Regions from separate parts of the Mus musculus genome. Here all the other regions are linked to region 2. The links are chromatin loops, found by intact Hi-C in ENCODE. Cell type or tissue: gastrocnemius. All regions are shown on one strand. Region 1 holds the start of Tubgcp3 (tubulin, gamma complex associated protein 3). Region 2 holds the start of Atp11a (ATPase, class VI, type 11A). Region 3 overlaps Atp11a (ATPase, class VI, type 11A).

The links. A loop is a pair of places that touch in the nucleus more often than their neighbours do. Peaks named below come from ENCODE experiments on the same cell type or tissue, not always from the same donor. Only the 100,000 strongest peaks of a DNase experiment are listed, where the experiment ranks them.
Region 1: it touches region 2 in a loop (2.0-fold over the local background); 7 of 42 quality-filtered maps call a loop at or near these places.
Region 3: a loop joins it to region 2, with 4 times the contacts of the local background. A loop is called at or near these places in 12 of 42 quality-filtered maps.

The regions. Positions count from the first base shown.
Region 1 is chr8:12,665,678-12,673,677 of GRCm38, reverse strand. Tubgcp3 (tubulin, gamma complex associated protein 3) reads left to right here and starts at 1,578. Exons shown (of 22, transcript NM_198031.1): 1 at 1,578-1,723. The coding sequence starts at 1,648. It overlaps 4931415C17Rik (RIKEN cDNA 4931415C17 gene), which reads right to left and starts at 1,251. Exons shown (of 2, transcript NR_166502.1): 1 at 653-1,251. In gastrocnemius, a CTCF peak has its summit at 4,609; DNase peaks (open chromatin) are centred at 1,520 and 6,965; H3K4me3 peaks cover 1,852 bases; H3K27ac peaks cover 1,125 bases.
Region 2 is chr8:12,751,164-12,759,163 of GRCm38, reverse strand. Atp11a (ATPase, class VI, type 11A) reads right to left here and starts at 2,148. Exons shown (of 30, transcript NM_001293667.1): 1 at 1,812-2,148. The coding sequence starts at 1,850. Gm39133 (a long non-coding RNA gene) reads right to left here. Exons shown (of 3, transcript XR_870150.1): 3 at 7,856-8,000. Gm33587 (a long non-coding RNA gene) reads left to right here and starts at 2,268. Exons shown (of 3, transcript XR_378725.3): 1 at 2,268-2,477; 2 at 4,505-4,659; 3 at 5,005-5,341. In gastrocnemius, a CTCF peak has its summit at 3,694; DNase peaks (open chromatin) are centred at 1,691, 2,139 and 4,850; H3K4me3 peaks cover 2,114 bases; H3K27ac peaks cover 2,931 bases.
Region 3 is chr8:12,806,150-12,814,149 of GRCm38, reverse strand. It overlaps Atp11a (ATPase, class VI, type 11A), which reads right to left. Exons shown (of 30, transcript NM_001293667.1): 2 at 7,378-7,500; 3 at 1,749-1,838; 4 at 995-1,075. Among named protein-coding and RNA genes, the nearest start is that of Gm15350, 22 kb to the left of the region's middle. In gastrocnemius, a CTCF peak has its summit at 2,714; DNase peaks (open chromatin) are centred at 4,432 and 7,756; H3K27ac peaks cover 543 bases.

The sequences.
Region 1 (8,000 bases), 85 kb after region 2:
GTGTGAGTGTGATTATTTTTGAGGCAGGGTTTCTCTGTTTTATAGCTCTGGCTGTCTATGAACTCAATATATAGATCAGACTTTCCTTGGAGACCACTTGCCTCTTCCAAGTGCTAGGATTAAAGGCATTGTGTCATCAAGCCTGTTTTTTTTTTTTTTTTTTTTTTTTTTTTTTTTTTAGCATTTTTTGGTCACTGGCTTAGTTGATTTACAATGTCCTAACTTGACTGACTTCATTTTGTATGGTGGAGGTGAGTGGACCAACTGAGGTAGTTGCTTTTCTCCTGCTCTGTGGGTTCTGGGGAACTCGAGTCACCTGACTTGGTGACATCAGCTCCTGTTGTCAAGACTGTGCTGGAGCAGCTACTTTCTAAGTGTTTTCATCTATCTGCTGACATTTCACTTCAAGTAGCCACACAGAAAAGCAAACCGCTCTGGCTTTTCCTGGCTCATTGGCCACCCTCAAATAACTGTCAATACATCTGCAATTAAATGTGTGAGTGCTCAGTCCAGAAAGCCACCTTAAGACTTCTTGCTGGGATCACTCCTATTACCAAAGGGCAGTGCTAGGACCACTCAACAAAACAGAGGCTACAGGGACTGAGGACTGAGCTCTGACTACATGGATGATGGAAACAGAAAAGTGGATCACCTGAAGGTTAGCTACTGGCCCCGGGGTGGAAGAAACACCAGGAATGACTGATAGTTATTCACTATGGCCTTATTCTAGACCTTCTGATGGAGCATCATCTGTGTGGGTGGTACAAAATAGGCTGGAGCTAAGAATGGGCTGAGAGCTGAGTGTTGAGAGTCTCGGCTTGTTAGAGTCGTAGTCAAATTCCAGGCTGAAGCCGAGAGTCTCCTCTTGCAGTTTCTATCGTTGGCTTCAACTGGCTGAGCTCCAGCAGGTACCATTTGTACAGGGAGTGAGTGTGTCCGCATTCTGTACATCACAGAGCGGGCAGGGAAGGGTGGCTAAGAGATCTGCGAGCAAAAGACGAATAAAGGTATGCTCTCCATTAAGCCACCTCTGAGTGCCACTGCTATCATAGTCCTGAGTCAGCGACTAAGAAGGGAGCTTTCTGCGGACCACCGAGCATCCGGGCAGGAGCGGCGGAGCTGGGCTCCCAGTGACGAGGACTCTCCTCCTCCTGCGTCCCAGACAGCACAGAATTTCTCGTGTCTGCGTCTGATTTTTCCTTTGCGGCAGCGCTCAAGCCTCTCCATCTCAGTATCCCCGTTTCCAGGACTACCTCCTGGTGACGTCAAGGGGCAGAGGTTCCAGACCTCTGAGAACTCACTTACGAGAGCCCTGCGTAGTAGTCCGGCGCCCCTGTCCCTGTGTGGCTCAAGCGCACTCGGACTCCGCATCCAGTGCTGTTCACAAGCAGCGCCCAGACCGCAAGCTGCGGACGCGTACGGGCATCCTAGGAACGCGTTGCTGCGAGCGTCGCCCAGCAACGACTTTTCCAGCGCGGAGAAGCTGCCAAGTGCAGAAGCCGGGAGAGCGCACGCGCGTCTCGCGCGGGAAGCGGTGCATTATGGGAGGCGCGCGCTTTTGCCGCTTCCGCGAATATGGCGGCGCCGTAGTTAGGGCGCGGGATCCTGGGGCGCGGGGAGGCTGCAGTGCGCAGTCCGGGCGCGGTAATGGCGACTCCGGATCAGAAGTCGCCCAACGTTCTGCTGCAGAACCTGTGCTGCCGGATCCTGGGCCGGAGCGAAGGTACGCGTCCCGGGGTTCAGGGCTGTGGAGACTGAGCGCCATGACCCCCGCCGGCCGGGTGCTGTTCTCCCCGGCCCCCGGGAAGGAAAGGGGTGCGGCTCGCGGACTGTCCCTGCCCTGGGGGCCCAGGCCGGAGCTGCTGTAGCGGCCGAGTTTGTTTTTGGGTTCGTCCAGACAGCACGGCAGCCTGCAGCTCTGCTTCTGCGTGCTTCTCACTCTGCTGTCACCTTTGCCTCTGGTGATGATGAGTCCTGGTTAGATGATGCTCGCTTATTCCTGGACGGTTCAGCTAGCGAATAATGCTTCTAAGAAGCCAGACCCCCAAGGCAGTCCTGCCCACTTTACCCGTACTGTCGCCGCCGTAGTTGGGGGTGGGGAAAATGTCAAGGATCTGGTTTCATGAAGCTCATTTTGGAGATGAGTGGGGACGCGTCTTGAGGGAAGGTTTTAGTAATTGACATGACTGGGTTGCCTTAGAATGTTGAGACAAATCGCGCAGGTTTTCAAGGGAAGACTTTAAACAAGAACCGAGTTTTAAAAACTGAGAGAGCCTTTTGATCTTTCATAATTTGTAACAACCTATGTAACAACTTGTCAGCGTAGAGGATGAATTACTGTGTCACTACTAAACCGTTGACTTAACTCCCTTCTTGCTTTATTCCTTGTAGTGTTTCACTGTGCAGTTTGTTCATGTAAGAAATCTTTGAGGCTTCCTCGACCCTATTATGCCATGAGAGATGCTCCTGTCTAATGGAGGGAATGTGACTAGCACGTTGGTGAATACACAGTGTTTGTGGGTGATAAAGGGCTAGGGAGAAGGCGGATAGGAGGAGCTTAGAGTTCCAGTATCTGGGGAGAGTGTGAGTGCAGAGGATAGTTTACTTTTCTGAAGGGAGTGATCCAGTCATAGGCAAAATTAGATAACTAAGGCTTAACACGCCATACCATCATTTTTCTTTTATTGCATTGGGTCCAAAATTTTTACCTTCCAGAAAGAACCTCGTAGTTATAGCTAGATTTTGAAGTTATTCATTATGAACTTCTAAATTTGAATTTTACATTAAGATCCCTTTTGATAGAAGTTTCACAGCCTTCAGGTGATTGAAATGCTACTTTAAAGCAGAATCCTGTATCCTCCCATTTTCCCACCCCCATTTGTGATTATGTCTTGTGAATCGCTGGACTTTCAGAGAGATCCAGGGTAAAGCTCATTAAAGATGATGCTGTCTTCTCTGTGGATGGAGTTGAGGGATGCAGAGTCAGCTGGGTTCTCTGCCCTCACACACTTTGTTGATATTTTGTTGTGCTCTGACAGGTGTGTAGCCATAGCTAATTGTTGTCATCTCTTTTTCCTGATTCTGTTGAGCATGACTTCTTGTTTGGCCATTCAGATCTCTTCCTAAGGTTGTATTTTATTTTGTTTTCTTTGTAACATATGTTCTTGCTGGGTTGCTTACCCTTATAACTTTGAGTGTTCTTTATTTATCTGGGTACAGTGTTCTTTATCTGCTTTCTCCACAAGGTGGAAGGCAAGGATGGATTCCTGAAAGCAGTGCTGCCTTACTCCCCAAATGCTCCCCTGGAAGAAAGAGGAAACAAAACAAAACAAAACAAAACAAAAAACACTTAACATTATCATGATTTGGCTGTCATGTGAAGAACTGTTATCAAATCCAAAGTCATAAAATTTCTTTCATCTTTTTGCCCTAGAGAGGTTCTGTTCTATTGTTATGTGTGATATGAGTTAGTTTTTTGTTAAATGGTACAAGTTGAGACTATTTTTGAGCCTACCAAAGGAACCATCTTCCCTTAACTATACTTGTCTTATTCTTGTCTTGTAGACTGAAAGTGTTGAAGTGGAACCTTTAAGAGTGTTGATAGCATGGGCTGTTGTTCCGGACCAGTAAGAACCAGGGTTTGTGTAGGAGAGGGCCTGGTGTCAGTACATATTTTAAAAGCACCTAAAGTTCAGAATGGTTTAGATTTACAAGAAAATTGTACACACATGGTTCTCTTTTGCCCAACACCATCTCTTCTGGTCTTAGTGTCTGGCTTACTGAGGTGCAGTGTCACAGTCCGTAATAATACATTGATATTGTTGATGCAGAAACACAGTTGTTGCCTCAAAGGAAGTTAAGAGGTGATTTATTTTGGAACTAAGCATAAGTGACTATGGTCTAGTAACACAGTTTCAGGTTACCCCTAATGCCTTGTTTCAACGTGATTAACAGTTATATGAAGCTTAGTAACAGAATGGCATAAAGTCATAAGTCAAGGTACTTTTCAAATACATTGGCATGAACATCAGGTACGTGGGTTAAAGCAAAATGGGAATCTCTGTTACTGGTCTCAGGTACTATTTGATGACAGTCTCATGTTAGGGTTGGTGGAGGCTGGGTTCTCTACATGCCAACACACAGAGGCAGGCAGTGAATGGGGCCTTTAAGAGGGCTTAGGATAGGTGGCCAAGACAACTTATTAGCTCGAGACCTGCAACATTCTGTCCAGCTGTCTATAATCACAGGCCTTCTAATAGTCAGTCAGTCTGGAAGAATCTCTAACATGGGCATGGCTTTCTTGGGAAGTTCAGTTCACAGTATTGACCAAGCTCCATGCTTTTTAGGCTCCTTCAGGTGTTGCTTAGTACCCAGGGCTCCCTCTCGTGTGAGGCCACTTGTTCTTATTCTTTGTCATTCTTACTCTTATTTGGGTCCCCGTGGGCTCCTCTGGACTTGGATCTTTTCCAATATTTGTTTTGTTTTTGTTTGGTGAGCTTGGCAGTTTTGAAGATTAAAGATTGTAGACTTGTCTGATATTTTCCCAGTGACTGAGTGGGATTCTGTCTTGGGGGTGGAAATTCTGGGCCTGGAGTGCCATTTTCACCACACGATGGCAGGCATAGCATGCTCTGTTACTGTTAATGTTGTTCCTGACTGCTTCACGTGGGCGTCTTCTCTGGAAGCACGTGTCTCTCACTGATGGAGCATTTCTGCCAAGTGGATGTTTCTACAAGAATGTTAACATTAGGCCTTCTTTCAGGTTTCTGGGGGTCAGTGCCGCTATCCCTTGTAGTTTTATCTCCGAATGAACACTTTAGTTTAGAATGAACAATTTAGTTGTTTCAGTTTGTAGATTTTGTTGTGGAAACTAAGATTATTGACTTCAAGTCTGTCTAGAATATCAGATTTTCATTTTCATTAAGTTTATTTTCAGAATTTATTTATTTATTTCTTGGTGGCATGTATATTATGAATCGATTGGTCTCCAAATAATTTGTGTACTGGCTAGTCCTGTATCAACTTGACACAAACTGTAGTCCTCTGAGAGGAGGGAACCTTGATTGAGAAAATGCCTCCTTAAGATGGGGCTATAGGCATTTTTTTTTTTTTTTTTTTTACAGGCGTAGGGCATTTTATTAATTGGTATGAAAGGACTGATTGGTATGGAAGGACTTAGCCCACTGTGGGTGGTGCCATTCCTGGGCTGGTAGTCCTGAGTTCTATAAGAAAATAGGCTGAGAAAACCATAAAGAGTAAGACAGTAAGCAGCACCCCTCCATGGCCTCTGCATCAGCTCCTGCCTCCAGGTTCCTGCCCTGTCTGAGTTCCTCCCCTGACTTCCTTAATTGAGGAACAGTGATTGGAAATGTAAGCCAAGTAGACCCTTCTCCAAGCTACTTTTGGTCATGGCACAGCAATGATAACTCTAAGACACTTAGTGATTTATTTTCAGATTTGATACTGATGTCTAGTTTAATTCTCTTAGTGTTGGAGAATATATGATTGCTAATTACAGCTACTTTTTAAAAATCTGTGTGCACCTGTGTGTGCAGTCACACACATATCAGTATGCATGTTCATTCATGTGTCAGCGCGAGAACACACGAGTCTGTGGAGAGCAGAGGACAACCTCTAGTTCCAGACCTTGTCTTCCCCTCTTTTTAAAATATGACCTCTTGTTTGTTTCTGTGTTCACCAGGCTAATTGGCCCAGGAGCTTACTCTTTCCTTCCTCCCCTCCCTTCCCCTTCCTCTCTGTATATGTATGCTGTCTTCAAATGTCTGATGGTATTTAGGCAGGAAGATGGTCAGGGTAGCCTTTTCTAGTTGTCATACTTTTTAGTTGGGGGTCCAGCTGGTGCTGGAGCCTCCCTTGCCACTGTCTTTTCTCTTGGCTTCCTCTGGCTGATGACTCCCCTGTGCTAACTTGCTGTGTGTGGTGCCCTCTGAGGTTTGCCCGGATGGGGGTCTGGTTGTCAGGTTGCTGGGATTTGGGCAGGCACTGGCTTTCCTCCACATACACAGCTCCTTCCTTTGCTACGTAGATCCTGAGAAGGACGGCATTCCCTTCTCAAGCCACCCGGGGCTTCTACAGAGTATAGAATGACTCTTCTTGACATTTGTCCCTGTGGGAGGTTAGTTTTAATTGCCATTCTGACACAGTATAGCATCACTTTGGTAGGGAGTGTCAGTGAGGGAGGTATGAATTAAAGCTTCAAGCTCCTCTGTTGCCTTGGCTTTCCTTCTGTGGTGGACTGTGCCTTGATCTTTGAGCTAAAATAAACCCATTCTCCCTTAAGTTGCACTTGTCAAAGTATTTTATTATAGCAAAGGAAAAGGGCTTTCTCTTGGGAACTTGGAAAACACTGCTGAGAGAAATGAGGACAGTAGAGGCCTGGCTCCTGAGGCCTCCGAGAACAAGGGCTGTGTCAGGAAATGGGCCAGAGACAATCCTATGATATTCAATAAGAATCTGGTTCCACTTTGCCACCACTGTGAGACCTTGAATGAAGTTGAATTTAAAGATAATGAACTATTCATTAGAAAGGAGTGTGGACAAGCTTCAAGTCTTTGACAAGAAAGTGCAGTCAACACAGCAGCTGCAGGGATCAGCACCCTGAGAGAGCAACCTGGCCGTCCACACTGGGACTTGAGGACGTGTTTCCCCAGGGTCAGCACACACAAGCTCACAGAACTGTGGTCCACGGTGGCAAGGCTGCCCCTCTGAATGGTGACGCTGTCTGTGTGCCACTGGTCTTGAAAGTATGAAAGACACAGAAGGGAGGAATGGTGGAGAGCAGCTGAGGTCAGGCACTATGTGGCAGGGTCGAGGCCCCAGAGAGCAGCAAGGCCTCAGAGGCCACTGTGAGGAGCTTGAAGATAAAGCATAAGCTGTAGTAGAGACCTAGGAGTGTTGGGGATGCCAGGATCACAGGGTATGTGCCAGGAAGAGCTACAGGCATGCAGTGGCGCTGGACCAAGTTTGAAGGAGAAGCTTAAGGGCTGAAGGAATGGGGCTGTCTGAAGCTTTGGAGCCCAGCCAGTTTCATCACGAGGCCCAAATGCTGGACATGGGACTGCAGGATTTGGTTTTGGCCACATTGGATTTGGGGTTTTGGTTTGATTATTCCTTGCTATGCCCTTGATTGTTTTATTTTGGAATGGAATGTTTATTCTGTGCCATTATATGCTAGAAGTATATACATTTTTGATTTTTATAGGAGTTCACAATTCAGTGTTTTGAACTTGTTAATTTTTGAAAAATGTCAAGACTTTGGAGACTTAAAGTTAGAATGTATTTTACATTTACAGTATGAGGGTGTCTTAGTGTTTATTGCTGTAAATAAACACTATGACCACAGCATTTCTTATAAAGGAAAATTTTAACTGGGGATTGCTTACAGTTTCAGATGTTTAAGCCCCAATTATCGTCACGGTGGGAAGCATAGGGGCAGGCAGGCAGCCATGGTGCAGGGGAAGGAGCTGCAGGCAACAGGAGGAGCAGAGCCACCGGGCCTGGCTTGGGCTTCTGAAACTCAAAGCCCGTCCCCAGTGACACACTTCCTCCAACAAGGCCACACCTCCTGATCCCTCTGAAGCAGCACCATGGCCTGATGAGCAAGCATTCAAATCTAAGAGTCTATGGAGGGAGTATTCCTATTCAAATCAGCACACTTTAGTCCCTGGCCCCCATAAGCTTGTAGTCATACCATAGTGCAAAATGCATTCAGTTCAACTTCAACAGTCCCCATAGTCTATAACAGTTGGAGCACCATTTAAAAGTCCAAAGTCTCTTCTGAGACTCATGTTAATCTTTTAACTGCCATCCTCTGTAAAATCAAAATGAAAATACAGATCATATACTTCCAACATACAATATCACAGAATATACATTATCATTCCAAAGGGAGGACTGGACCAAAGCAAGACCAAGAACTAGCATGGCAAACTCCAAACTCTGCATCTCCATGTCTGATGTCAAATGTTCTTCAGATCTCC
Region 2 (8,000 bases):
ACTGCAGCAGGACAACCCTAGGAGCCAGGCCCACCAGGTCCACGGCTGCAAAGGCCTCCTCTAGCCTCTGCCGGGAGGCTCCGCAGCTGGTCCTCCGAGAGGGTCGGGTCGCTGACTTGAGCCACACTCCTCACTTTACATATCTAAGAGGAAGTGTCACTGGCTCTATATGTGCTCCTTAAAATGCCTAAGATGCATGATATGACTTAGACTATATCTGGAACATCGGCTACTACAAGAGCGCATGAGCTGTTCACACAGCTATGTGACCAACGTGTAGCATGGGGCGGACTGGCCTCAAAGACAGAGTTCTCTCTTTCATTTACCTGCCTGTATTCGCTGCCGAGAACTGACCCAGGACAAAATACCTATGACAGTGTTCTTGTCCAAGGGCTGATGACTCCTTCTTTAGCAACCTATGGCCTTAGAGGGAGCTGTGGTGCTTTTATTGCTCTCAGGAATTCTGACTGTGTGAAAGGCAGCAGGCTACAGAGGAGAGGCTCATTTCTGTAGAATGAGTCGAATAAACCAGGAGATAAGAATATCCAATCTCTTTTTCTCTTCTTATAAAAGAAAATATAATTTAACCTCACATCTTGGAAGATAAATACATAATAAGAAAACAAGCCATAACTGTTTCGGGGAAAAGTCAAATTAATTTCATGGCTTAGACTCGAGTTTAAGGCCTGTGGCAGAGCAGTCAAAAATGAGATGAGCAGAAGGAATAACATTCCATAACTTACATTCCAGATGCATTATCAAATAATTAAGAGTGGCAAAGTTCGTTAAGGAATATCTGCAGCCTAGATTTGAGAGAAAATACCACTTCGAAAGTAGAATAGCACAGCAAAAAGAAACTAACTTGAAATTTTACCTAGATAAGGAAATATAAAATAGCTGAAGGCTTGCCTAAGGGCACTGTGGAAGTAAAAGACAGCACCAGGGACGGAAAATTCGTCCTGTGGCCCTGGGAAGCTGGCAGGTGACTGTCTACAGGGACCAAGAAGACCACCCCTCCTCCTTTCGCTTCCCACGGGGGTGGGGTGGGGTGGGGTGGGGTGGGGAGGGCTGCAGTTTCCTAGTCTCATTCTTTGCTTACTGGAAGGCCAAAATTGGATGGAAATTAACCAGAAAAGCAAGAAGAAAAACCCGGGTAAATTCCCCTTCAGAAAAACCCACATCCAAGGACAAGTGTCACTCAGAGAAGCTAGAGAGAGCCGGCTCTGGTCCCCTCCGTACCCAGCCCGCACTGGGCAAGGCACGCGCTCCTCAAACCTGTGACCACCCCGCGCCAGCTGCCGTACAATAGGTCCTTGTGTCCAGCTTAGGGAAGACAAGCTGTCCCGGGGCAGATTCTCTCTTTTCTGTACACACACCCACTTTGCTCCATCCCGGCTGATGGATGCCACCTACCTCCCTGGTCTCCCCTGGTGAGGCACTCCGTCACTAACCGCGCAGCAGCATCCAAGGGAGCCGGGAACTACGCACTCGGACCTGGCTGACTACTTTCAGAGATGGCAAACTTCACTTCTGACTCCCCTGTGGAGGCTCCCCGCTTCCCCGCAGCCCCGTACATATGTCCCAGCCGGTCCCGGTCCCCGCGTCGGCCCGCCCCGCTGGGGCTGAGCGCAACCCCCATAAGGATGGATGTCCCTCGACCCCGGGATCGACCCGGCTGCAACTGCCTTCCGGGTGGGCCTGGCCGAGCGCAGGTGGAGCGCGGCGGGGACCCGACGGCGGGACGTTCCGGGCCTGAACCCTGACCCAGACCCGGACCCCGGACCCCGGACCCATCACAGAGAGCCACTCACGTATCTGCGCACGAGCGTCCTCAATAGACTGCAGTCCATGGTTATCGCTCCCGGCTCCGCGAGCCCCTGGGCTGCGGGCGCTAGCGCAGCCGCCCCCCGCCCGGTCACGGCCTGGGCGGCGCGGGGGGCGGCCGCGGCCCCTCCGCGCTCATGCCCCGCCGGCGGCGGCCAAGGGTCTCGGCCCGCGCGCAGGCGGCTCGGAGGAGGCGGCCTGCGCCCGGCGCTACTCCCGTCGGGCCGACGCGGCCTGCGCTCGATGCTCCGCGCCTGCTCCTCCCGCGGCCGCCGCGCCTCTGGAGCCGGCTCTGCCCCGCTGCGCCCCGCGCGTCACGGGCGCGTGTGAGCATGCGCGCGCCGCAGCCCCCGCCCCGGCCCCGCGCGCGCCGCGACTCCCTAGCGCGTCGCCGCCGCCCTGTTGCTTCCGCCTCCCTGCGGGACTGGGGGAGGGGGGGCGGGGGGGGCTGTCATCGCCCCCGCGTGGCTCGTCGGGTGCTGATCCACCCCTTCTCCACCCCCGCCCCGTTCACTCCTCTTCTAAAACGGAAGCCTGGCTGTGAGCCCAGGACTCCATGGCGAGTGCCATGGGCCTGGGTCCCTAGGCCTGCGGGGGGGGGGGGGGGGTCACACCTCCTGCCGTGGCGTGGACAGAAGACACAGGATCCTCAGGTGGCTACAGGGAGCGAACATTACCACCCCTTTTGGGACTGACTCCCTTGGAGACCAAACCAAACACGTCCTGATCCAGCTCTCATGACTCACTACTCTCTACCTCTACCTACTCCTGGGGCCCAGTCTCTGTCCTGCCTTCCAGAAACCAGGCCTCAGGGAAGACCCTCCACAGTCCTGGGTTTTACCTTGTGGTCCAGCCCCCTGTCAAATGCTTCCTGCTTCTACCTTACAACTGTATCACCATGGCTAGCACCCAGGGAAGGTGGTTCTTTGCTGCCTAGGTGTGAAGTGGCACATGGCTGAACAACCTTCCTTACCTCCAGCCCAGCCGTAATCTAGCTAATGTTTACTGGTTCCACATCCCTTGCTTTTGCTTCTGATAACGGTAGAACCAGAGACGAGGGATCTGCAGTGGCCGATCAGGAGCACCAGACCTGAGGATTAGGAATGTATTTGAGAGCGTTCTGACAGGGTGTGGAGGAGATCTGACTTTGCTATGGTTTGGATTAGACACTGGTGGCAATGGTGCCAGTGACTAAACTGATCTCCTGAGCCACCACCGCCTTCTACCCTGTTTTCTACCTAAGTTCTACACCAGTGCTCACCACGGAGCACCAGCTACAGACACCCAGCCAGCCTCAGGGCAAAGGGTTTTCTCTCCGGGCTTCCTGGACTTGCTGTGAGCCTGGTGGAGTTGGCAGTCAGCGCTCATTGGTACTCCTAGCTGTGGTGTGGACTCTTGAGGACAGCAGGCCTCTATGTCTAGGGACTAGCTGCTGGCCTCAGTGGGCCTGACTGGGCTGTTCATGTGTCTCTGATGCTCTATCTCTTTCCTACCATGACTGCTGGGCCAAATTGTAGGCTATTGGCCAATTACAATTGCAGTGGGTATTCCTGGCACAGATGTGCCTCAGGATAAAGCCTTCCTATCTATCCTTAGAGAATGTTCTACTTGGAGGAATGTTTCATTTCCTTCCTTCCTTTCTTTTTTCTTGTTTGGATTTTTGAGACCGAATCTTCATTCTAGGCTGGTCTCAAACTCTATACAAACATCCTGCCTCAGCCTCTGAAGTGTTGGAACACAGGAGTGAGCCCTGGTGTCTAGCTTATTCTTCATACAGAGCAAAGCACTTCCCTGGTGGTGCAACAGGAGTGAGTGACTTCATCCTCTGAGCCTTCACCCTTTGTGGGGCTCAGGACTCTCTGGCTCCCTCCAGCTGACACCATTCATTCTAGCAAGTGGCTGACTTGCTAATTAACACATAGAGGAACATGCTGGAGGCTGTTTAGGAAGGTTTCCTTGCTTTTAAGAAATCGAGAGTTTATTGTATATGGGATGGATCCCCCAGACATGTTGTGGATGCCAACAAGAGCCTGCTGACAGGAGCCTGATATAGCTGTCTCCTGAGAGGCTCTGCCAGTGCCTGACAAATACAGAAGTGGATGCTCACAGCCATCCATTGGACGGAGCACAGGGTCCCCAATGAAGGAGCTAGAGAAAGGACCCAAGGAGCTGAAGGGGTTTGCAGCCCCATAGGAGGAACAGCAATATGAACTAACCAGTAACCCCAGCGCTCCCTGGGACTAAACCACCAATCAAAGAAAACGCATGGTGTGGGACTCATGGCTCCAGCTGCCTATGTAAGCAGAGGATGGCCTAGTCAGTCATCAATGGGAGGAGAGGCCCTTGGTCTTGTGAAGGTTCTAAGCCCCAGTGTAGAGGAAGGCCAGGGCCAGGAAGTAGGAGTGGGCAGGTTAGTGAGCAGGGGAAGGGGGCAGGGGATAGGGGGTTTTCGGAGGGGAAACCAGGAAAGGGGATAACATTTAAAATGTAAATAAAGAAAATATCTAATAAGAAAAGAAAAGAAAAGAAAAGAAAAGAAAAGAAAAGAAAAGAAAAGAAAAGAAAAGGAGGATTCAAAGCAAACAAAAAACAAAAACAAAAAACCAACAAAAAAGAAAGCATGTGTTTCTCTTTTAAGAATGGATGCTGTTGTCTGGAGGTGCTGCTTACTGCTTTGCAGTCTCTTTTCAGACACCAGAGGACCAGAGGAGGTAGCCAGAGGAACGCATTCTTGCTGGGGACAGAAGCATGACCAAAGTGAGAGGAGCCTAGGATGTCATAGACCCATTAACCCAGGCTAACCAGAAACTTGGTAAAGAGTGAATGTAATACCAGGTGAGTTGGGTTTTCCATTACCAACAGATGTTAGCACTTTAACTTTAAACCCGTGAAAAAGAAGTTAAGACTCTGTTAAAATACCAGAAACTCTAACTCATTCTGTGAGCCTGTTAGTCAGTGCTGTGTAACAAGCAATTGAAGCAGTAGGGAGCCGGCGCTGGCCAGCTCTCCCAGACTTGGCAGGTTGTTCTGCCCTCCCTGGTGTTGGCTGGAAATCTGTAAGCTACTATATTCTTTTGGAGGCTCTGCCAAGGTAGGAATGTCGTCATAGCTCAAGTCACGTGTGCAGTGTCCCTGAGGTGGGGACTGGGGGTTACTGGAAGAGCAGGTCATTCTTTTCAGATGGCTTCTTACTACTCTGTGAGCTAGCCTGGGCTTCTTCACACAATGGCTTGGTTCCTCAAGAGACAAAATGAACACTACAGAACCACTAAAGGCTGAGTTTGGAGGCCCCAGAGCGTTCGCTCGGCCACACTCTTCTGGAGAAACTGAGATCATAGGCTTCTGCCTCCCTCCATAAGGAACACCAGTAAGCCACATTTCCATGAGAGCCTCTGGCCACCACAGCTGCTTTGCCCCAAGACAGCAAGCCATGTCCGATGGGAGGACATCTTATTTCCTGGGCCCTGTACAAGACCATTTGTCTGGAATCTTCTTCTTCAGAATAAACTCTTATTGGATTATCTTTCTTTGGTTAATTTCAGTCTCCTTTAGTCGCAGGTAATGGCTTCTCCCCTCAGAGTCACTAAAGTTTCGTGCCACCAGTGAGACCATGTACTCATTTGCTCAAAGCAGTTTGTCTAACCCTGTAGAAGATGGTCACTTGGGGAAGTCTTTTTAATGATGCTTGCCCGAGATGGCCCTCTCTGTCCCAACCATTCCCCACCAGGGCTTTCTAAAACTGGCAGCTACGGCATGCTGAGCCCTGAGCTGCTGAGGAAGGTTTTGTTGGGGATGGCTACAGTCATCGATCTCCCACTCTGGCACAGCTAGGGATCTTGTATGTACAGGTTCTCAACAAATTGTGGAAAGATTAAATTACACGTAGACTGCCGTTTCTTCAGCAGGAAGAACAAAGGGAGGCCGTGAAGCACTGCCAATGAAAAGAAAAGCTTACGGTCTACAGAAGTTCATCCAAGGGTTCCCGTGACTGTGTACAAACTCTGTGGACTGAGGTCCCAGACTCTGGATGCCCCTGGGATCATGCTAGCAGCCAGGTTCTGCAACACTTCCCTGGAATGTACCTCGGGGGTATTTGTGGGTGATACCAGTTTACTCATTTATTCTCAGACAGGGTTTCACCACATAGCCCAGAGGCTTGGTTAGGGTTTCTGTAGCTATGATCAAGCACTCTGACCAAAAATAGCTTGGGGAGGAAAGGGTTTGTATTTTTACAACTCTCGGCTCACACTCCATCACTGAGGGAAGCCAGGGTGGGGACCTCCAGGCGGGAGCTGAAGCAGAGCTGTGCTGTGGACTGCTTACTGGCTTGCTCCTGATGCTTTGTTCAGCCTGCTTTTTTTGTACCACACAGTATGGCCTGACCAGAGGCAGCACTGCTCCTGTGGGCTGGGCCCTTCCACATCAAGCATCAATCAAGAAAATGCCTGACAGACTTACCTGCAGGCCAGTTTCTCAGTTGAGATGCCCTCTTCCCAGGTACCTTTAGATCTGTGTCAAATTGACAAAATAATAAATAAATAAACTAACAAATAAATAAAATATTTTAAAAGCCTAGCACATTCAGGCTAGCCCCAAATTCACAATCTACCTGCCTCTGCCTCTCAAATCTTCCAAGTGTTGAGATTAAAAGTGTACACCAGCAGGGCAGTGGTGGCACACGCCTTTAATCCTAGTACTTGGGAGGCAGAGGCAGGAGGATTTCTGAGTTTGAGGCCAGCCTGGTCTACAGAGTGAGTTCCAGGACAGCCAGGGCTACACAGAGAAACCCTGTCTCAAAAACAAACAAACAAAAAAGTGTACACCATACCTGGACATGAAGCTTTATAGTTTTACAAAACAAAGTCACAAATCCAGGCAAGTTTAAAACACATTGGTGGGTACAATAGAAAGAAGGTTACAGCAAGATGGGAGAGTTTTTCTATAGACCTTCTCTATAACATCAGATTCCATCTGATGTTATGTTAGCTTTGGGGTTGGTGAAAGCTGGTGGTCTGCTAAGTCAATAGATTCTGAAAGATGTTTATTAATCACAGGATGTTACTTCTGACACTGAGGTGGCCAAGAAAAGGCTACTCAGAGGACTAAAGCTAGCTCAAGAACTGCTCTAGGGTCTCCAACATCCAAACTTTTCCCTATCTTCTCATCAGCTGATCCCTGCACATAACAGCCCCATCCAGGAATTCTCTTTGGTGGGCCTCTGAGGTTTTGCCTCCCCTGTACCATGGGTCTTTGCTTCTTCAAGGATCAGAGGGTCCCTGGTGCCTCCAGAGGCTCTGTTTACCCAAGTAGCTGCCTGCCCCCCAAGTGAGACTTTGGGGGTTTAGTTTGCCTCTCAACATCTTATTTTCCTCTTATTTTTCAGAGACTATGTAATAGTATGCCAGAAATTCTTTAATTTTTCTATACTCCCCCATCTTAGCTTCTAAAGGACCAATGATTTTAATCCCAGTTTTCTTAAAAAGAAAAAGAAAACCAAGTTCTGTGGTGTGTAAAATTTCTAATAAAGTAAACAAAGGCAATTTGTTGTACCTATTTTTGAACAATAAGTTTAATATAAACTTATTACTTGTCTGACAAACTAAATAAATGGCAGGCAATCTGAAATAGGAGTTGGACGGTCACTAGCCATTTGTCATTATTCAGGGAAATTTGTGTTTTGCTTGAGCAAACCTCTTGGATATTAGATAACATGGCTTTAAAGGATGTTCTATTTATGGGTACTTTCCAGAAAATAAGGAAAATGGTCTCTCTTGCCCCATTACTCTTATAAATAGGAAGACAAAATGTTTTTCCTTAAAATATCTTCCATTTATTGTAATTTGTAAGAATATTTGATCAGTTTTAACTGGAAATGACCTAAATGTGCTCAGAACGTGCGGGCTATGGCAGTCCATGCCTAGAATTCTAACACTTGGGAGGCTGGAGCAAGAGAATCAAGAATTTAAGGCCAGTCTCCCTCACAGAGTGAGACCTTAAAAAAGATAAAAAATTTTAAAACACTAAGAAAACATGTTTTCAGAAACTGGAGGCTAGATGTTACAGCATCCCCTAAAATCTCAACCCTCGGAAGGTGGAGGCAGGGGATTGAGGAGTTCAAGGTCATTCTTCAGCCACGTACCAAGTTGAAGGCCATGAGAGAAGGGGAGGAAGGAGGG
Region 3 (8,000 bases), 55 kb before region 2:
TTTTTAAAAACTTAACATTTAATCCTAAAATCCTTGTGAAAATGCAAAGGGTCAAAGGTCCAAAACAGCATAGTTGTCCCATTTATAGATTTAACTTCAATATTGTACTAGAGACCTATCTATAGTAATGAAGTCTGCATAAACAAGCTAGTGATGGGAGTATCCGCGGAACAAAATTCACATAGGTACAAACTCTCAAATGGGGAAAAGATGACCTTTCATTAACTGTCACTGAATATCTACATGCAGAACAAACACACATACAATTTAGCTTATATGTTGTATCATAGTTAAAATTATAATAAATTGTTACCTAAATTAACAACTAAAATTATAAAACTTTTGAGAAACAACAGGGTACATTTCAAGGCACTTAAATTATGTCACAGGCTTTACTCTGCTGTCTCATGGCTAATGTTAGCTCAGAGAGTGAGAAGGGAATCTCATCTACCCCACACAAAATAGTAAATAAATACCCAATGGGAAGGCATGCATGCTAAAGGAACACAGAATCCAACGGAATGAAATGAACTAGAGATGGCTTAAGCAAGAACAAGCTAAACATTATTGGATTCTAGCCCAAAGGTTAAAATAAACATTTGTAAATCCATGCTGATATTGGTAAACCACTGAATAAAGGTAGAAAGGTATCAGACAAATCACCCTTGAATAAGAATTGGAGGTAATTTACATACTTGGTGATGAAGGAGATGAAGCCCTTAACTGTCAGACTACACTTAGTAATTACTTCCAAAGCACAGAATACGGAAAGGGGGAAGGGCAAACCCTACTCCACAGCCAGGAAAGGAGCTACTGGATCCCACACTGGTGGCTGATGGAGTCTGACTGACATCCTCACACTGAGTCACACTGATGACACACTTGTGAGGTCCAAGGATGGCACTGGACATCTGCAGTCACCCACCTGACACCAAGCTCACTATGGAAACTGTCAATCACCACAAGTACCCACAAGTAAATATCCAAGTCCTACCTGCTTGATGGCCGTGACAGTGATGACGAAGAAGAGTGGGAGCCCGCTTGTCACTGGACTTGTGGGTGTGTCGATGATCAACTGTAGCGAGAAGAGAGCCCTGGTGAAACCCTGGAAACACCTAGCAACCTAATGGCGAGTTGGCCCAGCCCAGCCTTTTCCCAACCCAGCTTCTTCCTACCTCAACACCCTGCCGGGTTCCTCCTGGCCTAGTGACATGCACAGAAGGGTCGCCACCCTGTCCTAGTGACTATATTGCTGAGGGAGGCTCCCTAAGGGGAAACCATGTCAGTGTGTGGCCAGGGCACAAGTCTGACACAGAACACATTGTCTCATTTAGTCCATTCTACAGGTGTCATATGTGAGTTAGTTCTGACAGACTTCATGGTAGGAGGTTTTGTCATGTATAGCCATACTTAAAATAATTTAGAAAAATGTTATACTGCTGTTCAGGAAGTGTATTCTACAGGCTGCATCTGCCCACACCCTCACATCCCTGTCTCTCTGGATGTACAACTGCTTTGCATTTTCTCTGGGTATCAGAAAGAAGTAAGTGGAGATGCCAGGTGCGGCTGGAGATCTTGCCCTGTCTCCTCAGGAGGCTGGGAAGCGGCCACAGGAAGGTTCACGTACGGAGCTGAGGTCCTCAGCTGAGCTAAGCCTCGAGAACGCAAGAATGGATGGAAGCACTTAGGGTGCCGAGTCCTTGATGTCAGTGACTGTGTGTCAGACAGAAAGCCAGGTCTGTCCTTACCTGTACCAGGAAGATGATGAGGAAATAAAAGTTGGCTATTCTTCTGAACTGTTCAAATAAGTTCTTGGGTATGAAGTTCCAGAATGTGTACTGCAGGAAACAAAAGCAAGAATGGGCTTCTGCGTTTGGTGTCCTCCTGTGCACAAGCAGGAGGGAGCGCAAATGTGGATACAAACTCACCAGAGCCTAATTACTGACATTCATCAGGGCTTTTACAACGCCTAAGACAAGCTGCTAAGACAGAGTGTGCCCTCCAAGGTAGTCATGCCCAGACTGCCCAGCTCAGTGAGTCAAGGCAGAGAGCAAAGCACTCAGGCACTTTCTGCAGGTACAGAGCCATTACGTCAGGGGCTGTATCTTCACATCTCTGCTTTGTTATCAGGTACAACTGAGATGCAGCAGAAGGAACTGAGTCTGAGCTGCCTTAGGGCTGCTTCCATGATGGCAGGGCATGGTGTCCACACTGCACGGTGCTGCATCTGTCTGTGGCTGCATGCAAGGGACTTTGCTAGATTTATAGGGTAAGAAAAGAGGTGGTTCCCAGGCTACATATTCTCCAAATGGACTCCTCAGGATCTACTGAGAACAGCAGCTACTCTCTCCATGCCCTTTATACCATGTTGCTGTCCGAGCTCATTTGCCTTTTCACAACATTCACAAGTATGAGGAGACCCTCAGGGTCACTGATGGGGACCGGGGCAACCATGCCGACCATCTTGCAACAGCATCTTCCTGCCCATCAGCTCAGGGGTCTTTCATTTCTCTTACGGCAGATGTGCAGTTTTCCCTGTGACTCCAGTGTTAGTGTTCTTGTCTGTGGAAACATACTGGGAAGGCTTAGACAGCTCAGAGCCCCGGCTGAAGCAGGCACTTGGCTATGATGGAGACTACCGTTCTACCTCTCTCTTCACTCTGGTGAACCATGCAGTTCTTCCACCCAGACCTTTTTTTTTAATCTTCCTAAGGGGGGCGCTAAAGACACACGACGACTCTAGTAGCAGACTGAGTTCTCTGCCTCACAGTTCTGGGGTGGCCATAGACCCATCTCTTGGTTTTTGAACCTTCTGGTTTGGTTTTTTTTTATACAATGCCACCGTCAAATGGAATTATTTTAAGGCCCTATTCTATGAAGTCAACCTTATTTCTCTCTGTACCCAGCCAAAACTCATTACTTGTACAGTAGTTAAAATATTTCTAGCACCCTACACCCAGTGGCTCACAACTGCCTGTACCTGCAGCTCTAAAGGATTTGACATTTTCTCTGGCCTGCAATGGGTACCTGCACTCACACATGCACATTTTTCTACACACACACACACACACACACACACACACACACACACACACACAAAATGTGTACCTGCACTCACACATGCACATTTTTCTACACACACACACACACACACACACACACGATCTCATCACTTCAGAGGCAGAGGCAGAGGCAGGCAGAGCTCTCTGAGTTCAAGAACAGCCTGGTCTACATAGTAAGTTCTAGGACAGTCAGGGCTACATAGAGAGACCTTGTCAAACAAACAAACAAACAAACAAAAAACAAAAACAAAACAAACAAACAAAAAATTTAAAAATATTACTTAGCAACAAAGTCACATTGGTGGAAAGTTCCTACTTAATATCCAATATTTCCTCTGTTGAAATATTTACAGGTGACAATCACCTGACCTGTACCAGAGACTGAGGACTGCTATGCAGTCCTACTACTAAGAAGACCTACCCTGCTGTGGCTGAGAATCACCCTGTGGTCCACAAATTGTTAATAGTTATTACTGCTGACCGAATGTAACAGGAAGACAAATAATTTAAATGTCCACAAGTAGGTGACACCACTGCAGCAGATAAAACAAGGGGCTGGAGAGATGGCCTAGTCAAACAAAATACTTGCCAAGTGCATGTGAGGACCAGAGTTCAGGATCCCAGCACTGAATAACAACCCCACAGAGAAAGCGTAGATGGGGAGACCCCTGCAGCTCACTGGCCAGCCAATCTAATCAAATAGAAAGTTCCACATTCAGGGAAAGACTCTGACTCAACACCACCGCACCAACAAAACCTCTACCACCACCAACCAAAAGCAAAAACAAAAAAACCCTACGGAAGTGACTAAGGACACCCATCCCTGACCTATGGCGTTGACATGCATAAGCACAGATGTGCTCATTTGCCCGAACACATGTGCCCCTCACACATGCTCTCTCTCACACACAGAATGTTCATTATAAGAGCCTGTACTGGCACAGTGATGGTAGCAGGTCAGTCACACATCTGTCTTTGCTGATCTGTAAGAATCTTGCTATCTGTGAAGACATGTGGCCAGCACACACATCTCACTGTCATCCACACTCAGGTATCAAGTTCTATCTCCACTCTCATATCAGCAGAGCAAGTATCCCAGCTGGGAAAAATGAGAACACAGCATCTCCCTCCCATGAAGATGTCTTGAGGCATACTGAATCTCAAGAGACAGCAAACAACATACTGCTTCATACATACTCATGGAACTTTGGGCCAGGGTCAGCTGGGCTGTCCGTTATTCCGAGCAGAGTATGCCTGCTGGCTTCTCTGTGTTCACAATGAACCAATGGCCTCTCTGTTTTCACATGAACAGAAGGTGCCTGCTGGCCTTTCTGTGTTCACACTGACCTGACAGTGTTCACTGGCCTTTGTTCAAACTGAGCAGGGGGTGCCCCACTGGCATGTGAGTTTCCTGTTCATATAGCCCCCTCCTCCCCTGGGTATGCCAATCTCTGGTTTTGTTGCTGGCATGGGGGACAGATCACAGAAGTCCCACCTATTCTACATGTTGTCACAAGTCAATGGGACACACTGAGAAGAACTGGGCATGCTTCTGTTTGCCAGCAGCCAGGAAATAAAATGAAGGTCCCAAAGCTTCTGCCATTATTCACTTAAAATGGGATCTAGCCCACAGGTCAGTACCTGACTATTCCACAGAAACACTAGGATGAGACACTGGTCTTTAATCAAGTGGAGTCACGGCATCACTGTCCTTTGTGACTGGGGAGGAGTCATGGGGACAAGGGCCCCTGGCCTCCATGCTCAGGGAACAGATTGGCTTCAGGCACGTACCTTCTGTGGCCACTGATGTGTTCCTGCCACTAGGCTTTAGTTCCTTCATGCATAAGTTGTAGCCTCAGAAGGTTGCTCAGTGTTTAAGTGACATGGTAAATATGGAAGTCACTTGTATAAATACTCATCAATGAAACTGTACCAAACTGGCAGAGGTAATCAGTTTCGCAGTAGTCAAAAACAGTCTAGCTTTCCCGAGCATATGGGCTGTGTGGTGGGAGCAGGCGAGGCAGACGGAGCCAGTATTTGCTTTGGGAACCCCCTGAAGGCAAAGCAAGGATCCCTGTGAATTTCATGCCCCAGGACCATTCTGCACAAGGCAGTGGGCAGACAGTCACTGCTCCTGAGAGCAGTCTCGCCAGGACAGACACAGCAATAGCGGACTGCTGTGAAGCCAGAGGCCAGGCAGAACCATACAGGCAGCCATTTTCATTCTTTCTTCTTCCATAAGACGGGGATCCCCACGGATAAAATGGGAACTCTGGCCAAACACTGCCCACTAGTAATGAAAACCTGCCACACAGGTTGGGGCTTATTGCACCTTAACGTCCCCGTGACTACACAGGCCAGCCCTGCCACAGATCCCTGTTTAATCACATTGCTAGGCTCGGAGGCATTCTTTGGTATGTCTAAGATAGACACAAAACTTCCTTGGATTCACAGACACATTCTATATTACTATAGACATATTCTACAAAACCTTTGTATACCCGTTGAACAAATTAGCACTTTTCCATGCAGGTGAGGGGTTATTTGAGCAAAAACAATGATAAATTCCCAATGATAATGGAGTGTCAGTGGAGGTCCTGGGCCCTTGCCTCTTGACCAAGAGCCTACCATTCCCTCCTGAGGTTGAGTGGTACAGGGGCCAGGTTACATATATCTCCTCCCTGAAAGGTCACTGGCTCCTTGTCACTGAGCCAAGGCACTGAAATCCACACAGGTGCCACTGTTGGTGCTGAGCCTGTGGGAAGCTGAGAGGAAAGGTGCACAAGCGGCTCTGCCGACTCCTGGCCTGGCCTCTCTCTGCCCACTCTCTGCCCAGAGTGTTGACTTAACTCTGTTGGCTCTGCTCAAAAGCTTCCTGGTATGAAGGAGCCTCCCTGGGAGAAACTGCTTCTGAATGCCCCTGGGGCCTGCAATTCCCACACACCCTCCCTGTGGACTTCCTTTCCAGAAATCAAGGAGGCTGTGGTAGTTCATGTTCCCCAGGGACACAGACAAGAAAAAGCCTGAGAGTCACTGTGGGCAACAGGCCCCAAAAGGCTAAAAGCCAAGGAGAGGCTCTATATTTCTCCAAGCATGGCTGTGGCTTCTACCAGCTGTAAAAGCCTTCAGCCTCTCAAAGAGTTCAGTCAGGTTGCTCTGCTGTTCACAGGCATCTTGTACAGTCTGGATAGAATACACACACACACACACACACACACACACGCACACGCACACGCACACGCACACGCACACACACACACGCACGCGCACACACGCAAGCGCACACACAGTATCAGCAGATAGCGCATGGACACAGATATGGACACATAAAGCACGAGCACACATACATGGCCATGCACAGCATGAGCACATGTGTTCTTGTACACGCACACATGCACAGAGGCAGAAACATTCAGAGAGAGCTGAAGGAGGGTCAGTGCAGCCCGTGAGCACAGGGGCTGGGAGGGGTGCTTCCGGACAGGGTTTCTCTGTCCGTCTCTTCACTACCAAGCACTGTGTCACCTCAGGGGACACTCATGTGGTGGGCTTGCTTATGAGTATTTAACCTGCCTATGCTGTGCTTCTGGACAAAAGCTATTGTAAATATTTTAACTCTGATCTTAAAAAAAAAAAGACCTTGAGAAGCTAAGCTTTTGGGTCATAAAGTCTTCTCAACACTGCAGGGTTCTGTGGCATATGTGGCTCCTCCAGAGAGCTCTGTTTGACAAAACACCTGGATATAAATGACAGAGACCTCCTTCTTGAGAGCCTTATGTGACCTAAACAGACCCACCACACAAGTCTATCTCTCTGAATGTCTGGGTACGACTTATACATCTGTACCTGCGCCTGCCCCACAGCAAACACAGCACATACATGCCACACATGCAGTGCACACATAGCATAATACATACACATGGGATACAAACACATGTGTTTCATGTCTGTCTGTTCTGGGAAGCCATTGATCTTCACTCCCACCCTTCAGACATTCCCGCATCTCTCTAGGTACAGACTCCATCTCCACATCCTGCTGACAGGCCCCGCTGCCAGACACAGAGCCAGGCAATGTCAGGCGAGGGGCAGCAGTGAGTGAGGTGAGGCCCAAGAGGAGTGAAGGGGGTAAGCCCTTGTGAAGCACACCTGATACCCCTGTGAGTGGAGAGGGGCTGCCCGGCCCAGAACAGCAGTGCCAAGCACCACAGCTCCTGGGGGAGCAGAAGCTCCCTTGGGACAGCTGCACAGAAGCAGCAGAAGGGGCCGTCCCGGGGGCAGCCTTTCTCAGGCAGTAGCTCCGAGCAGATAGTGAGGCTACCTTGGAGGAGACGATTCTATTGTCGGGGTATCTCTGTGGAATGTAGGCCTCTGCACCCGGAGGGGGCTCCTTGTGTCCCACGTAGATGGTCCGACTGTCCACCCAGTTCTCTTCCCCTGCACACTGTGGGTAGAAGAACACAGTCAGCATGTGCCTGAAGCCTGGAGTGCTGATCTTCCCCACAACACCGTCAGGTTGAGACAGAGGCCGCCTGCTGATGTGGAGGTCCCAGTCCCGTCCTGCTCCATGCCCAAGTACATTCTGATGAGGGTCACATCAGGGGCTCCCAAATTCCCTACCATGGCCAGACCCATGACTGGCTGAGCCCTGTGGGTGAGACGGGGCTTCAGTTCTGTGGCAAATTTCCCAGGCAGACACTGACACACTGAGAGGCCATCTGTGCTCAGAGGGAGGCCCAAAGAACTCTGGGTGCTGGTAGAAACAGGATGAGGCAGGAAGATTGTGCATTTCAAATTGTAGAAAGGAACACAAAATATATGGTCAGGTGCTAGGCCCAGAAGACAGGAGGGCCTGGAAGGCACTCCCCTCCTGGGTGAGTTCAAGGCCAGTAGAGGTGGTGCCAGGCAGCCCAGCACCTGTGCATCTGCCCCATTACACTTCCT